2 separate regions of the Homo sapiens genome follow, and region 1 is linked to region 2. A link is a loop called in an ENCODE intact Hi-C map of the cell type or tissue named here. Cell type or tissue: tibial artery. All regions are shown on one strand. Links, peaks and the distances in the headings refer to the core of each region. The heading gives the core; the rest is flanking DNA.

Region 1 (5,000 bases), core at 1-5,000, 130 kb before region 2:
AAAGTGCCACCTCCCATCCCGGGTGTAGGCAAGCAGCTGCCTCCAAGCTATGGGACATACCCAAGTCCTACACCTCTGGGTCCTGGGTCGACAAGCTCCCTGGAAAGGAGGAAGGAAGGCAGCTTGCCCAGGCCCAGTGCAGGCCTGCCAAGTCGACAGAGGCCCACCCTGCTGCCCGCCACAGGCAGCACCCCCCAGCCAGGCTCCTCACAACAGATTCAGCAGAGGATTTCCGTACCGCCAAGTCCCACGTACCCGCCAGCGGGACCACCTGCATTTCCAGCTGGGGACAGCAAGCCTGAACTCCCACTGACAGTGGCCATTAGGCCTTTCCTGGCTGATAAAGGGTCAAGGCCACAGTCTCCCAGGAAAGGACCCCAGACAGTGAATTCAAGTTCCATATACTCCATGTACCTCCAGCAAGCCACACCACCTAAGAATTACCAGCCGGCAGCACACAGCGCCTTAAATAAGTCAGTTAAAGCAGGTAGAGTGGGTTTATACTCTCCTTTTCTTGGGGCTAGGAAATTATACTTTTAATTAAGAAAATACTAATGTATTTCTTTACGTTTGGGCCACGTGCTATTTAGGATTAAACTTAATTCTTACATAAAAGTACAGCCTTGGGTGTCAGTGTGAGAAGGGAATGGAAGCTGGAATGCATGGAGGAGGCTGTTTTGCAGATGGCTCACAGTTCTCTGACTTCCTGTCTGAGCAGCCACCTCCGTGTGCTACTTAGGAAATCCAGCTCCGGGAAGGGTGAGATGTCGAGAATTTCCTCTTTTCCTTCTGTTTCGTGGTAACTTGTGCCGGGAGCTGTCCAGTGCGTAGAGGGTGGCCTTGACCACTGGCCCTCCTGGTAGTGGCTGAGCCCGACCCCTGGGCATGGGCAGTTTAAGGAGGGCGTCTGCTGCGTAGGAGCCTCCCCCATAGCCCAGAGGGGAGGAAAGCCTTGGTTTGGGTTATGGAGCTCAGATGTTCTAAGAAGGCAGCTGAGAGAAGGTAGCTTAGTTCCACACCTACCACAGAGGCTGATGGTGTTTCCGACTCTTACGGGAGGAAGCCGCGGGTCAGGTCTAGGCTAGGGCCTTCTTAGACATTCCTGGGCATTGGCTGCAGCTTCTAGACTCACAGTTGAGGGATTCCTGGACGTGCCTAGTCACTTCCTGCACAGGGACCTCCCAGGTGGTGGTGCAGTGTTCCCTTGTGGGGAGGGTTCTGGCTGTGGTGGGAAAGGCTTAGACCATTCTCAAGAGCTCCTGGACCTCCAGGTAAAACCTTCCTGCTCTGAGGAGGCGCGTGTGTCTCCGTCATGTGAGTTAGTCCAAGAATCAGATGCATGTTTAGTGGTTTTTGTCTTTTTCCTTGGCCAGAAAACAGGCAGGCTTGTCTGCGGCAGGAAAAGTCGGGTTAGCACCCTATTTTTTTCTTTTGAAAAAGCTCCAGTTCTGGAAACCCAAATGTAAAAACCGACACATTAGAGAGGCACTGCACCTTTCAGAAGGAGTCAGTGGAGGCTCTAAGAGGGGGAGGTTTCCTCAGAGATTTGAAATGAGAATTGAATAACAGCAGCAGATGTATATGTGTGTCTTTGCAGGAGCCTGTCTCTGGTGTAATCATAGGTGTGTATGACTAGATCTCTGTAGTGAGGTCAAAATTGCCTGTCCTTTGTGTCTTCCCCAGTGTATGGTAAGCCCGTTTTACCTTCGGGTTCAACCTCTCCATCGCCGCTGCCGTTTCTTCACGGGTCACTGTCCACGGGCACACCACAGCCTCAGCCACCTTCAGAAAGTACTGAGAAAGAGCCTGAGCAGGATGGCCCCGCCGCCCCCGCAGATGGCAGCACCGTGGAGAGCCTGCCACGGCCACTCAGCCCCACCAAGCTCACGCCCATCGTGCATTCGCCACTGCGCTACCAGAGTGATGCAGACCTGGAGGCCCTCCGCAGGAAGCTGGCCAACGCGCCCCGGCCCCTGAAAAAGCGCAGCTCCATCACAGAGCCCGAGGGCCCCGGCGGGCCCAACATCCAGAAGCTGCTGTACCAGCGCTTCAACACCCTGGCCGGTGGCATGGAGGGCACCCCTTTCTACCAGCCCAGCCCCTCCCAGGACTTCATGGGCACCTTGGCCGATGTGGACAATGGAAACACCAATGCCAATGGAAACCTGGAAGAGCTCCCCCCTGCCCAGCCCACAGCCCCACTCCCCGCTGAGCCTGCCCCGTCATCAGATGCCAATGATAATGAGTTACCTTCCCCCGAACCAGAGGAGCTCATCTGTCCCCAAACCACCCACCAAACTGCCGAGCCGGCAGAGGACAATAACAACAACGTGGCCACGGTCCCCACCACGGAGCAGATCCCGAGTCCTGTGGCTGAGGCCCCATCTCCAGGGGAAGAGCAGGTCCCTCCAGCACCTCTTCCCCCTGCCAGCCACCCTCCTGCCACCTCCACGGTGGGTGTCATTGCTAGACCAAAGCCTGGCCTTCCTGGTCATTCATGCAACCAGGACCTCTGGGGTCCTTCCCTTGGTCAGGCTGTGCTGGGAGCAGTGGGAACCAGGGATGTCCCTGAGTTACGTCTTGTAGGGAGGACGGACAGTCACACAGACAAATGGGGCATGAAAAGGCATGACAAATGGGGCTCGGCCACACAAATGCACAATGTGGCCAAGCCTTTCCCAGACAGCTGGTCAGGGAGCTCCAGAGGCTTTCCTGAGGAAGGGGAGCTGTCGCTGGCACCTGAAGGTCCTGTAGAGAGACGAGGGAAGAAGCATCTAGACAAAGGCCCTGGGTGGGAGGTCAGTGTTGACGGAGCAGAGAGGGAGCCAGGCGCCATCTCAGGGAACCCTCAGTGGGATTCTCTCCACTAGGATCTGGTGCCATAGCAGGAAGAACCCTGTCGCATGTGGGCAGGAACGAGCTGCTGGCTCCCATCAGCTACTTGGCAGTCACACGCCACCCTCCCTCCCACAGAGTCTTCCGAGGAGTGGCCAGAAGCTCAAACACAGCCGTGTCCCTCTGTGCGTGAGCCAGGGACTCAGGCCTCAGACAGGGCTCTCCCTTGTAGTGAGCAGAGTGGCCCTGGCCCTTATTTGAGGTGGTCACCTGGGCGCTGCTACTGCTACCACTCCAGGGCTGCTTCGCGGAGCCACTGTCTTTGGGCTTTAGCTCCCACCACTCCTTCCCAGCAGGCGTGGGTTCTTAGACTTCAGTGGACCACCTTTAACTGGAAAGCGTGCTTCCTTCCCAACAGAACAAGCGGACCAACTTGAAGAAGCCCAACTCGGAGCGGACGGGGCACGGGCTGAGAGTCCGGTTTAACCCCCTGGCACTGCTCCTAGACGCGTCTCTGGAAGGAGAGTTCGATCTGGTGCAGAGGATCATCTATGAGGTGAGCTGCAGCCGGGGACCAGTGCACGCTGCTGGGGGCGAGGGGATGGGCGCTCACAGGCCGTGTGTCCTAGGTGGAAGATCCCAGCAAGCCCAACGACGAAGGGATCACCCCACTGCACAACGCCGTCTGCGCCGGCCACCATCACATCGTGAAGTTCCTGCTGGATTTTGGTGTCAACGTGAATGCTGCTGATAGTGATGGATGGTGAGGCCCGTAGGAGTGTGGGGTGGACAGATTTACTTTCCCTGCTTTGCATAAGGAAAACAGGCGTGTTCTAGACAATTAGGAAGCACGGAAGAGAGAATTAGAGCAAGAACACCCATCATTTCATCCTTGAAAGACAGCTGTTGCCAGGGTTTCCTTGCCTTTTTTTCCAGCCTTTTCTCTTGATGATTTTGTTAAAAACGTGGCTGTGGTTATGCTCTTTCTGTGCCTCGTCATTAACATTGCAGTCTAAGCATTCTGTGAATCATTCCATCTTCCCCTTCTCATATGTTCCGTATGGACTCTTCACACTCTGTGCTCCGTGTGAAAAGCAGCCTCAGCATCCCCCTGGGTCAGGCATGTAGGTTGTCGCATTGTTCATTCCGTTTGCCTTCGGGAGCTCTGCTGCTGGGCGAGGCGTGTTGGTCTCCTGTGGGGGTTATTTTGAACTTTCAGACAGCTGACATTGTGCTGCATTTGAATCGTGGTAAAATACACATAACATAAAATTTCACATCTTAGCTATTTTTAAATGTGTGTTTCAGTGTGTTATGTACATTCACATCACCATGCAGTGTGGCGTGAACATCTGTGGATTGGCCATTTCTTAACCCATTCCCTGTGCCCCCTTTTCAAAATGTATGTATGGTCTGAAACAATTGGCTCATGGAAATCCTGCCTTTAAAGAAACAACACTGAGACTTGATGGCACAAAGGTGAACGCCTTCCGCGAGATTCCTTAGAGGGAAATCTCTGAGGGCCACGTCCTACAGGACAGGCAGTGCCAGGCCTGCACCTTCACCCACGCTCTATTCCAGGACGCCGCTGCACTGCGCTGCCTCTTGTAACAGCGTTCACCTCTGCAAACAGCTGGTGGAGAGTGGTGCCGCCATTTTTGCCTCAACCATAAGCGACATTGAAACTGCTGCAGACAAGTGTGAGGAGATGGAGGAAGGCTACATCCAGTGCTCCCAGTTTCTATATGGTACGCAGGGGAGGCCTGGGGCCACAGTGGTGCTGTCTGCTGTGGTACTGCCATGGCAACAGTCAGCCGGTGCCAGAGAAGCTTCAGCACAGCTTTCTGTTTGTTTTTTTTAAGACAGGAGACAAGGTCTCATTCTGTCACCCAGGCTGGAGTGCAATGTCGCAATCATGGCTCACTGCAGCCTCGACCTCCCGGGCTCAATTGATCCTCCCACTTCAGCCTCCCAAGTAGCTGGGACTACAGGCTTGTCCCACCACAGCCAGCTAATTTTTTGTACTTTTTTTTTTTTTTTGTAGAGACAGTGTTTCGCCATGTTGCCCAGGGTGGTCTCGAACTTCTGGGCTCCAGCGATCTGCCCACTTTCAGCCTCCTAAAGTGCTGGGATCACAGGTGTGAGCCACCGTGCCTGGCAGCACA
Region 2 (10,691 bases), core at 2,987-7,986:
GCATGATCTCAGCTTACTGCAACCTCCGCCTCCCAGGTTCAAGCGATTCTCCTGCCTCAGCCTCTCGAGTAGCTGAGATTACAGGCGTGTGCCACCATGCCCGGCTAATTTTGTGTTTTTAATAGAGACGGGTTTCTCCATGTTGGTCAGGCTGGTCTCAACTCTTGACCTCAGGTGATCTGCCTGCCTCGGCCTCCCAAACTGCTGGGGTTACAGGTGTGAGCCACTGTGCCTGGCCTTCCTTTTTTTTTTTTAACATTGTGGTAAAATACCCACAACATGGAATGTGCCATCTTAACTACTTTAAAGTGTGCAGTTTAGGCTGAGCGCTGTGGCTCATGCTTATAATCCCAGCACTTTGGGAGGCCAAGGCAAGCAGATCACTTGAGGTCAGGAGTTCAAGACCAGCCTGGACAACATGGTGAAACCCCGCCTCTACTAAAGATTCAACAATTAGCCGGGCGTAGTGTTGGGACCTGTAATCCCAGCTACTCAGGACGCTGAGGTGGGATAATCACCTGAACCCGAAAGGTGGAGGTTTCAGTGAGCCAAGATTTCACCACTGCACTCCAGCCTGGGTGACAGAGCATGACTCTGTCTCAAAAAAATAAAAATAGAGCCAGGCATGGTGGCTCACACCTGTAATCTCAGCACTTCGGGAGGCCGAGGCGGGCAGATCACGAGCTCAGGAGATCGAGACGATCCTGGCTAACACGGTGAAACCCCGGCTCTACTAAAAACAAAAAAAATAGCCAGGCGCAGTGGCGGGCACCTATAGTCCCAGCTACTCGGGAGGCTGAGGCAGGAGAATGGCGTGAACCTGGGAGGCAGAGCTTTCAGAGAGCCGAGATCGTGCCACTGCACTCCAGCCTGGGTGACAGAGCAAGGACTTTGTCTAAAAAATAAATAAATAAATAAAAATTAAAAAATAAATAAGTAAATAAAGTGTGCAGTTCAGTGGCACCAAGTACATTCATGTTGTTGGGCAGCCCTGCCACCATCCATCTCCAGAAATTTCTCATCTCCCCAAACAAGCCCTGTTCCCATTACCTATTAAGCAGGCACTCCCCATCCCCCTCACTCAGTCCCTGGCACCCACCATTCACTTTCTTTTTCCTTTCTTTCTTTTTCTTTTTTTCAGATAGGGTCTTATTCCGTCGCCCAAGCTGGAGTGCAGTGGCACTATCTTGGCTCACCGCAGCCTCTGCCTCCCCAGGTAGCTAGGACTACAGGTGTGCACCACCACACCTAGCTAATTTTTTAGTTTTTATTTGTTTTAGAGACAACGTCTTACTATGTTGCCCAGGCTAGTTTCAAACACCTGGGCTCAAGTGATCCTCCCACCTTAGCTACAACCAGCTGTTGTGCTACCCCATGGCCATTTCCCAACTCGGTAGAGTGGGGTCCTTACCATCTTCCATTTTTACCCCCTTAGCTCAGACCACTCCATGTTTTAGTCTCTTCACTTGTAACACCCCACTCCTGGTACCAAATTCTGTGTTGAGGTTTGGAGACTTCTGGTTGCAGTCAACAGACAACCCACCAAACTGGCATTCCAGCTGTTCTCCTTTTGCCACACTGCCCCTCCTCAATCCTGCTTTTTATGCCTTGGGAGGCCTTCCCTGCAGACTGCTCTCCCAGGCTCCTTCAATGCCTGGCTTCTGATTGGGTTTGCCCTAAGAAGGAGGTATTAATTTGTAGGGTTGCTGTAGCAAAGTACCACAAACAGAGTGGCATAAACAATAGAAATGTATTGTTCCACCGTTCTGGAGGCCAGAAGTTCTAGATCACGGTGTTGGCAGGACCATACTCCCCGTGAAGGTGCTAGGGAAGGATGTGATCCCCTGGTGTCCTAGCTCCTATAGTTCCTTGGCTTGTGACAGCATAACTCAAAATCTTCACATGGCATTTTCCCTGTGTTCATGGCTCTGTCCACACTTCCCTTTTTTTTTTCTTTCTTTCTTTTTTTCCTTTTTTTTTTGAGACAGAGTTTCACTCTTATTGTCCAGGCTGGAGTGCAATTGCCTGGTCTCAGCTCACTGCAACCTCTGCCTGCTGGGTTCAAGCAATTCTCCTGTCTCAACCTCCCAAGTAGCTGGGATTACAGGCACCTGCCACCACGCCCGGCTAATTTTTGTACTTTTAGTAGAGATGGGGTTTCACCAGTTTGGTCAGGCTGGTCTTGAACTCCTGACCTCAAGTGATCTGCCCGCCTCAGCCTCCCAAAGTGCTGGGATTACAGGCGTGAGACACTGTGCCCGGCCGAGTTTCACTCTTGTCACCCAGGCTAGAGTGCAATGGCGCAATCTCCGCTCACTGCAACCTCTACCTCCCAGGTTCAAGCAATTCTCCTGCCTCAGCCTCCCAAATAGCTGGCATTACAGGTGCCTGACACCACGCCCCACTAATTTTTGTATTTTTAATAGAGATGGGGTTTCACCATGTTTGCCAGGTTAGTCTTGAACTCCTGACCTCAAATGATCCACCCGCCTCGGCCTCCCAAAGTGCTGGGATTATAGATGTGAGCCACCATGCCCAGCTCACGTCACCCCCTGCCTCTTTTTTTTTTTTGAGACGGAGTCTGGCTCTGTCGCCCAGGCTGGAGTGCAGTGGCGCATCTTGGCTCACTGCAAGCTCTGCTTTCCAGGTTGAAGCAATTCTCCTGCCTCAGCCTCCTGAGTAGCTGGGACTAGAGGAGCATGCCACCACGCCCAGCTAATTTTTGTATTTTTATTAGAGACAGGGTTTCACCATATTGGTCACGTTGGTCTCGAACTCCTGACCTCAGGTGATCCACCCACCTCGGCCTCCCAAACTGCTGGAATTACAGATGTGAGCCACCATGCCCGGCCCACATTTCCCCTTTTATAAGGACACCAGTCATGTTGGATTAGGGGCCTCCCCTACTCTAGTAGGACCCCACTTTAATCACATCTGCAATGACCCTAGTTCCAAATAAGGTACTAACTGGGGTTAGGACTTCAACATATGAATTTTGGGGGCACACAATTCAACCTGTAACAGGGAAGCCCAGGAGGAGGCCTGGGTGGGAGGAGAGAGCAGTCCATGTATTCAGTCCCCTCCCCTCTCCTCATTTCCAGCCGAAGGGGCATCTGGCATTCTGGCTGTTCTCCTTTTGCCACACTGCCCCTCCTCAATCCTGCTTTTTATGCCTTGGGAGGCCTTCCCTGCAGACTGCTCTCCCAGGCTCCTTCAATGCCTGGCTTCTGATTGGGTTTGCCCCAAGAGGTGGGTATTAATTTGTAGGGTTGCTGTAGCAAAGTACCACAAACAGAGTGGCATAAACAATAGAAATGTATCGTTCCACCGTTCTGGAGGCCAGAAGTTCTAGATCACGGTGTTGGCAGGACCATACTCCCCGTGAAGGTGCTAGGGAAGGATGTGATCCCCTGGTGTCCTAGCTCCTGTAGTCCTTCCTGACTGTTTCTCTCACCAGGCAGCTCCCATCAGGTGCCATGCCTTCCCCTTGTCCCTTTGGCTTCTCTCTGTTCCTAGTCTCTGGGCACCCTGATATCCTTGGTTTGTTTCCAAATCCCTATTCACCCATCTGGCCCTTTCAGTCAAGTCTCCTTCAATCCCTCTGGGGGGAATCCTATTTCTTTTTTTTTTTTTTTTTGAGACAAAGTCTCACTCTGTCGCCCAGGCTGGAGTATAGTGGCGCAATCTCAGCTCACTGCAACTTCTGCCTCCCAGGTTCAAGTGATTCTCCTGCCTCAGCCTCCCAAGTAGCTAGGATTACAGGCACCCGCCACTACACCTGGCTAATTTTTGTATTTTTAGTAGAGATGGGGTTTCACCATGTTGACCAGGCTGGTCTCAAACTCCTGACCTCAGGTGATCCACCCTCACCCTCCTCAGCCTCCCAAAGTGCTGGGATGACAGGTGTGAGCCATCGTGCCTGGCCCAGGAATCCTATTTCTTGCTGGAATCCTAGATGATTCAACTGGTTAAACTACAGAAGGGCTGTTGGCTCATGTAGGCACCCAGATGAGCAGGCTGTGGTTGCCCTTGAGCTCCCGGACCCTACACTGGGGGTCCCTACAGCTTTCTTGGCTCTGCCTCCCAGTGTCTGCATGGCTGTGTGGCTGGAGGTCAGTCTGGCTCCTCTGTAGAGGCAGAAATGGCCAGAGCAGTTCCAGACGTTGTATCTGCAGTCCCCACTGTCCAGCAGGAGAAGCTTGTCCCCCAAAGCATCGATAATGCCCCAGGCTTCACTTGGATTCCACCTCCCAAGGTTACCAGCCCACCTTGGACCCTTGTCTGTGGCCAAGAGAATGCCAGGCACTGCTTGGCTTAGGCCCACAGGCCCCCCCAGGAACACACTGTAGCAGGCTGGGGATGGGCATGCAGGCTGGGGCGGCCCAATCCTCTCAAGTGTTCTTTGAGTTCACAAGCCCTGTTCCTTGGGGTGGCACCTCTACCCCCAGAGGCAGGGGTGGTGTATGGGAGACACCTCCATGCTCCCACCCACCTCTCCTATTGTTAAACTCCTCCAGGATGAGTTCTCCTCCAGAGACCCCACCTTCTCCACCCCCACCCCGGCCGGCTTCCCTTTTCCCTCCCCCAGCAGCCCTGCCTCCTGTCTACTGAGGAAGCGCAGCTGTAGGCACTATTCCCACTGTTTTCTTTCTCTCTCAGCAGGTTTCTCAGCCCCCGAGGATTCACGATCATCTTTGGGAGGAGAGGGCCACTCACATCCTCCCAACTAAGCTCCATGTTGGCCAACTGGGACCACACGCCTCGGGCAACGTCCAAGGGAAAGGCGATCTGGGGGCAAGAGGCATGAGGTTCGGGCACCTCCAGCAGAGGCGGACTTCCAGCCACGGCCCCCACCTGGGCAGAGGGAACGTCTCCAGACCTGTGGAAACAGGAGGAGGGCAGAGCCGACGGTGGGAGGGGGGTCGCATTCAATTGTCCCAGTAGAAAGTCCTGATAGTGCCGTTCAGCTCAGCTCTGCAGGGCAGACCCAGACCCTGAGTAAGGAAATGTGCGAATGGAGATATCCTGCAAAGGGCTTAGGTCATATTGAAAAGGAAAAGCGCAGCCTTCAGAAAGAAGATGGGTGGGGGCGGGGGCGAGCTGACCCTGGTGGTCTGGGGTCTCTATTGCTTTCAGCCCGTGGTTCCCGTCTTCACAGAACCTCGGCAGTCACGGCCACGCAGCACAGAACACTGCTCACCATCTCTCGTAAGCAGCAGTCAGAGCAGGTGCAACCCATGTCACAGATGGAGAAGCCGAAAGGGGACTTTGATGCGGGCCCTCGGCTCAGATCTCACACTGCCCCACCCGTCACCGCTGCGGTAAATGAGGAGACTAAGGCTTCTACCAGGTTCCAGCTCTGGAGTCTGGCCTCAAGGAGAGGCTGTCAGCAACGCCTCTAGCAGCTTCCATCTATCAATTCCTTCCAGAAGCTGCTGAACACACGGGCTCCCCGCCACCAGACATAAATCTCCGCCTCTTTTTCCGGGACTGCACATCCACCCAGTCTCACTTCCAAATGCTGATGAGTTCCTGCTGTTCTTGCGGACACCAGCTGTCATTCTGGAAAGCACGTGTTTCCTGCGGCTGCACCACAGCACCACACGCTGGGGGCTCAGGACGACAGGGGTTGATTCTCTCTCTCAGTTCTGCGATGGAAGTCCGGAATCAAAGTGTCAGCAGGGCTGGCTCCCTCGCTGCGGTTTCTGCGGTTCCACCGGCCCTTGGTGCTCCTGCGCTTGCAGCTACGTCCCTCCAGCCTCTGCCTCCACCTCATCTGCTCTTCCCTGCTGTGTGTCTCTGTGTCTTTCAGGGCCCCACCCCAAATCCAGGAGGCTCTCATCCCTAGACTAGCCTGGGCAACACAGTGAGACTTTGTCTCTAAAACAAATGAAAATTTAAAAATTAGCAAGGTGTGGTGGTACACACCTGTAGTCCCAGCTACTTGGGGAGGCTGAGGCTGTGGTGGTGAGCCAAGATAGTGCCACTGCACTCCAGCTTGGGTGACGGAATGAGACCCTATCTAAAAGAAAAAAAAAAGAAAGAAAAAGAAAGAGAAGGAAGGAAAGAAAGAAAAAGAAAAGAGAGAAAGAAAGAAAGAAAGAGAGAAAAGTGAATGGTGGGTGGGGATGGGGAGTGCCTGCCTAATGGGTACAGCGCTTGTTTGGGGAGATGACAAAGTTCTGAAGATGGACGGTGGCGAGGCTGCCATGAATGTACTTGGTGCCACTGAACTGCACACTTTATTTATTTATTTTTATTTATTTATTTTGAGACGGAGTTGCATTCTATTGCCCAGGCTGGAGTGCAGTGGTGCGACCTCGTCTCACTGCAATCTCTGGCTCCTGGCACCCAGGTTGGAGCGCAGCGGCGTGATCAGGGTTCACTGCAGCCTCGACCCCTTAGGCTCAAGAGATCCTCCCTCCTCAGCCTTCTGAGTAGCTGGGACCACAGGCACGTGCCACCCTGCCCAGCTAATTTTTTAATTTTTTGTAGAGATGGGGTCTCCCTGTCTTGCCCAGGCTGGTTTGTTTGTTGTTGTTTTGTTTTGAGATGGAATCTTGCTCTGTTGCCCAGGCTGGGGTGCAGTGGCACAATCTCGGCTCACTACAAGCTCCGCCTCCCGGGTTCATGCCATTGTCCTGCTTTAGCCTCCCCAGCAGCTGGGACTACAGGCGCCTGCCACCACACCCAGCTAATTTTTTTGTATTTTTAGTACAGACGGGGTTTCACCATGTTATCCAGGATGGTCTCCATCTCCAGACCTCGTGATCTGCCTGCCTCGGCCTCCCAAAGTGCTGGGATTAGAGGTGTGAGCCACCGCACCCGGCCAATTTTCTAATTTTTTGTAGAGATGGGGTCTCCCTGTGTTGCCCAGGCTGGGTTTTTGTTTTGTTTTGTTTTTGTTTTTGTTTTTTGAGATGGATTCTCACTCTGTCACCCAGGTGGGAGTGCAATGGCGCAATCTTGGCTCACTGCAACCTCTGCCTCCTGGGTTCAAGCAATTCTCCTGTCTCAGCCTCCCAAGTAGCTAGGACTACAGGCACGTGCCACCACACCCTGACAGGCATCCTGCCATGACCCTATCAGAGAGATTGCTGGGCCAGACCAGGGCTGCACTGGACACCCAGACCACCAGGGACAGGGGAGGAGGCACTGAAGATACACTGAGGCTCTTTTCAGCATCAGATCCTCTGCCCAGAACTGTGTTCCCAGCACACTGACCAGCCTGTCACATGCCAGCCCATGGCTGCTGGTGCTCCTCAATCTGGGTGTGGCTGGTGGGGAGGGGTTGGGGGAATAAAACAGACAGACAGACAGACAGATCTTCTCTAGGCCTTTCTGCCTACCACTCCAGCTTTTTTCATGTTAATCTTTCCACTCCGAACCAAACCCTGGATCTGCTTTGATGGCAAACTCAGGTCTTTGGGTCAAGTGTGTGCTTGGCTGGAGGTGTGATGTTGTCAGCGGGGGTGGGCCCAGAGGAGCTCATAACCCCTAAATACCTGGACAGAAGGCCCCCTGGCCACCTCCTCCTATAGCCTTTCCTGCACTTTTCCACCAAAGGCCTGACTCAGGATAAAGTGAAGACAATTATTCTTCCCAATCAATAGCTGAGGAGCTCAAAATGCAACTTGAAGCACCCTGAACACTTCTGGGATATTGACCAACCCATTTTCAACAGCATAAAAGGAAAGAGATGACTTTCCTGGCAGACCAGTGAGGTGAGCGGAGTGTCTGAGCTGGGGTACTGCTGGGCGGAAGGAAAGTGGGTGGAGAGGGGGGGTGGTGGCCCTCTTCTTTACGGCTCTATTCCTAGGGGTACAGCAGGGCCTGGCACGCAGGAGGTATTCGGAAGTATCCAGAGAATAAGTCACCAAGGACCCTGCTGTCCTCCCAGGAACGTAAGTGGACCCCTCATGTACCTTTTGTGGTGAAGGGTCACTATTCCCAGTCTACAGCAGCGTCTGAGGCTCAGAGGGCTCAAGTGGCATAGCCGAGACTGGGACTTGGCTTATCTGTCTGCAACAGGTGTCTACCTGCTACACCACAGATGGACCTGGAGGACCTGTGCTGAAATAAGCTAGTGAAATAAGCCAGCCACAAAAAGGCAAACACTAGGCTTGAGGTCCCCAAAGCAGGCAAATTCATAGACACAGGAAGTGGCATGGTGGTTGCCAGGGACTGGGAGTGGGAGCTGGGGAGTTGTTTAAGGGAGACAGAGTTTCAGTCTGGGAAGATGAAAGATTTCTGGAGATGGACGGTGCTTGTACAACAGTGTGAGCGTGCTCAGTGACAGTGGCCTGTGCACTTGAAAGTGGTTAGAATGGGCGGGGCGCGGTGGCTCACGCCTGTAATCCCAGCACTTTGGAAGGCCGAGGCGGGTAGATCATGAGGTCAGGAGATGGAGACCATCCTGGCTAACACGGTGAAACCCCGTCTCTACTAAAAATACAAAAAGTTAGCTGGGCGTGGTGGCGGGCGCCTGTAGTCCCAGCTACTCGGGAGGCTGAGGCAGGAGAATGACGTGAACCCGGGAGGCGGAGCTTGCAGTGAGCCGTGATTGCGCCACTGCACTCCAGCCTGGGTGACAGAGCGAGACTCCGTCTCAAAAAAAAAAAAAAAAAAAAAAAAAAAAAAGGAAAGTGGTTAGAATGGAAAACTGTACACACGCACTGTCATATTTATTTATTTACTTATTATTTTCTGAGACAGAGTCTCACTGTGTCCCCCAGGCTGGATGCACTAGCTCGATCTCGGCTCACTGCAACCTCCACCTCCTGGGCTCAAGCAATTCTTCCACCTCAGCCTCTCAAGTAGCTGGAACTACAGGAGTGTGCCACCATGCCCGGCTAATTTTTCTATTTTTAATAGAGATGGGGTTTTGCCATGTTGGCCAGGCTGGTCTTGAACTCCTGGCCTCAAGTGATCCACCCCCACAGCCTCCCAAAGTGCTGGGATTACAGGTGTGAGCCACGAAACCCAGCCTATTTATTATTATTATTATTTTGAGGCAGAGTTTCACTCTTGTCACCCAGGCTGGAGTGCAGTGGGGTGATCTCAGCTCACTGCAAACTCTGCCTCCCGGGTTCAAGCGGTTCTCTTGCTTCAGCCTCCCAAGTTCCCAAGTAGGTGGGATTACAGGCATGTGCCACCAAGCCCGGCTAATTATGTATTTTTAGTAGAGACAGGGTTTCTCCATGTTGGTCAGGCTGGTCTTGAACTCCCAACCTCAGGTGGTCTGCCCGCCTCGGCCTCCCAAAGTGCTAGGATTACAGGCATGAGCCACTGTGCCCAGCTTTTTTTTTTTTTTTGAGATGGAGTCTTGCTCTGTCACCCAGGCTGGAGTGCAGTGGCATGATCTCGGCTCACTGCACCTTCGCCTCCTGGGTCTCCTGGGTTCAAGCCATTCTCCTGCCTCAGCATCCCCAGTAGCTGGGATTACAGGCGCCCACCACCATGCCCAGCTAATTTTTGTATTTGTTTTGTTTTGTTTTGTTTTGTTTGGTTTTGAGACGGAGTCTCACTCTGTCGCCCAGGCTGGAGTGCAGTGTTGCAATCTCGACTCACGGCAAGCTCCACCTCCTGGGTTCACGCTATTCTCCTACCTCAGCTTCCTGAATAGCTGGGACTATAGGCGCCTGCCACCACGCCCGGCTAATTTTTTGTATTTTTTAGTAGAGATGGGGTTTCACCGTGTTAGCCAGGATGGTCTTGATCTCCTGATCTCCTGATCTCGTGATCTGCCCGCCTCGGCCTCCCAGAGTGCTGGGATTACAGGCGTGAGCTACTGTGCCCGGCCTAATTTTTGTATTTTTAATAGAGATGGGGTTTCACCACGTTGGCCAGGCTATTCTCAAACTCCTGACCTCAAGTGATCTGCCTGCCTCGGCCTCCCAAAGTGCTGGGATTACAGGTGTGAGCGACGGTGCCCAGCCGCTGTTTTGTTTTGTTTTGTTTTGTTTTGAGACAGAGTATCACTCTGTTGCGCAGGCTGGAGTGCAGTGGTGTGATCTTGGCTCAATGGAATCTCTGCCTCCTGGGTTCAGTCGATTCTCTTACCTCAGCATGCCCAGCCGATTTTTGTTTTTAGTAGAAACGGGGTCTCACCATGTTGGCCAGGCTGGTCTGGCTGACTTCAAATGATCCGCCCACCTTGGCCTCCCAAAGTGCTGGGATTACAGGCATGAACCACTGTGCCTGGCCAAAATTTATTTTATTTATTTTATTTTATTTGAGACAAGAGTTTCGCTCGTTGCCCAGGCTGGAGTGCAATGGCAAGATCTTGGCTCACTGCAACCTCCACCTCCTGGGTTCAAGCAATTCTCCTGCCTCAGCCTCCCAAGTAGCTGGGATTACAGGCACCCTCCACCATGCCCAACTAATTTTTTGTATTTTTAGTAGAGACAAGGTTTCACCATGTTGGCCAGGCTGGTCTTGAACTGCTGACCTCAGGTGATGCACCCACCTCGGCCTCCCAAAGTGCTGGGATTACAGGCATGAGCCACCATGCCCGGCCACTTTTATTTATTTTGTGAGACAGGGTCTTACTCTGTTTCCCAGGCTGGAGTGCAGTGACATGATTTTGGCTCACTGCAGCCTCAATCTCCCTGGGCTCAACTGATTCTCCCACCTCAACCTCCCAAGTAGCTGGGACTACAGGCACATGCCATCATGCCAGGCAATTGTTT

Evidence for each region. Peaks named below come from ENCODE experiments on the same cell type or tissue, not always from the same donor. Only the 100,000 strongest peaks of a DNase experiment are listed, where the experiment ranks them.
Region 1: a loop joins it to region 2, with 2.2 times the contacts of the local background. A loop is called at or near these places in 1 of 110 quality-filtered maps.

Annotation. Positions count from the first base shown.
Region 1 is chr14:103,737,277-103,742,276 of GRCh38, reverse strand. PPP1R13B (protein phosphatase 1 regulatory subunit 13B) reads left to right here. Exons shown (of 17, transcript NM_015316.3): 11 at 1-487; 12 at 1,684-2,453; 13 at 3,254-3,391; 14 at 3,465-3,598; 15 at 4,417-4,583. Among named protein-coding and RNA genes, the nearest start is that of ZFYVE21, 24 kb to the right of the region's middle. In tibial artery, for the core only: no CTCF peak of the experiment used is centred there; DNase peaks (open chromatin) are centred at 886, 1,716 and 2,626; H3K27ac peaks cover 1,850 bases.
Region 2 is chr14:103,602,161-103,612,851 of GRCh38, reverse strand. No RefSeq gene overlaps it. Among named protein-coding and RNA genes, the nearest start is that of KLC1, 22 kb to the left of the region's middle. RefSeq lists enhancers at 5,182-5,581, 5,622-5,671. In tibial artery, for the core only: a CTCF peak has its summit at 5,572; DNase peaks (open chromatin) are centred at 4,332 and 5,441; H3K4me3 peaks cover 1,125 bases; H3K27me3 peaks cover 478 bases.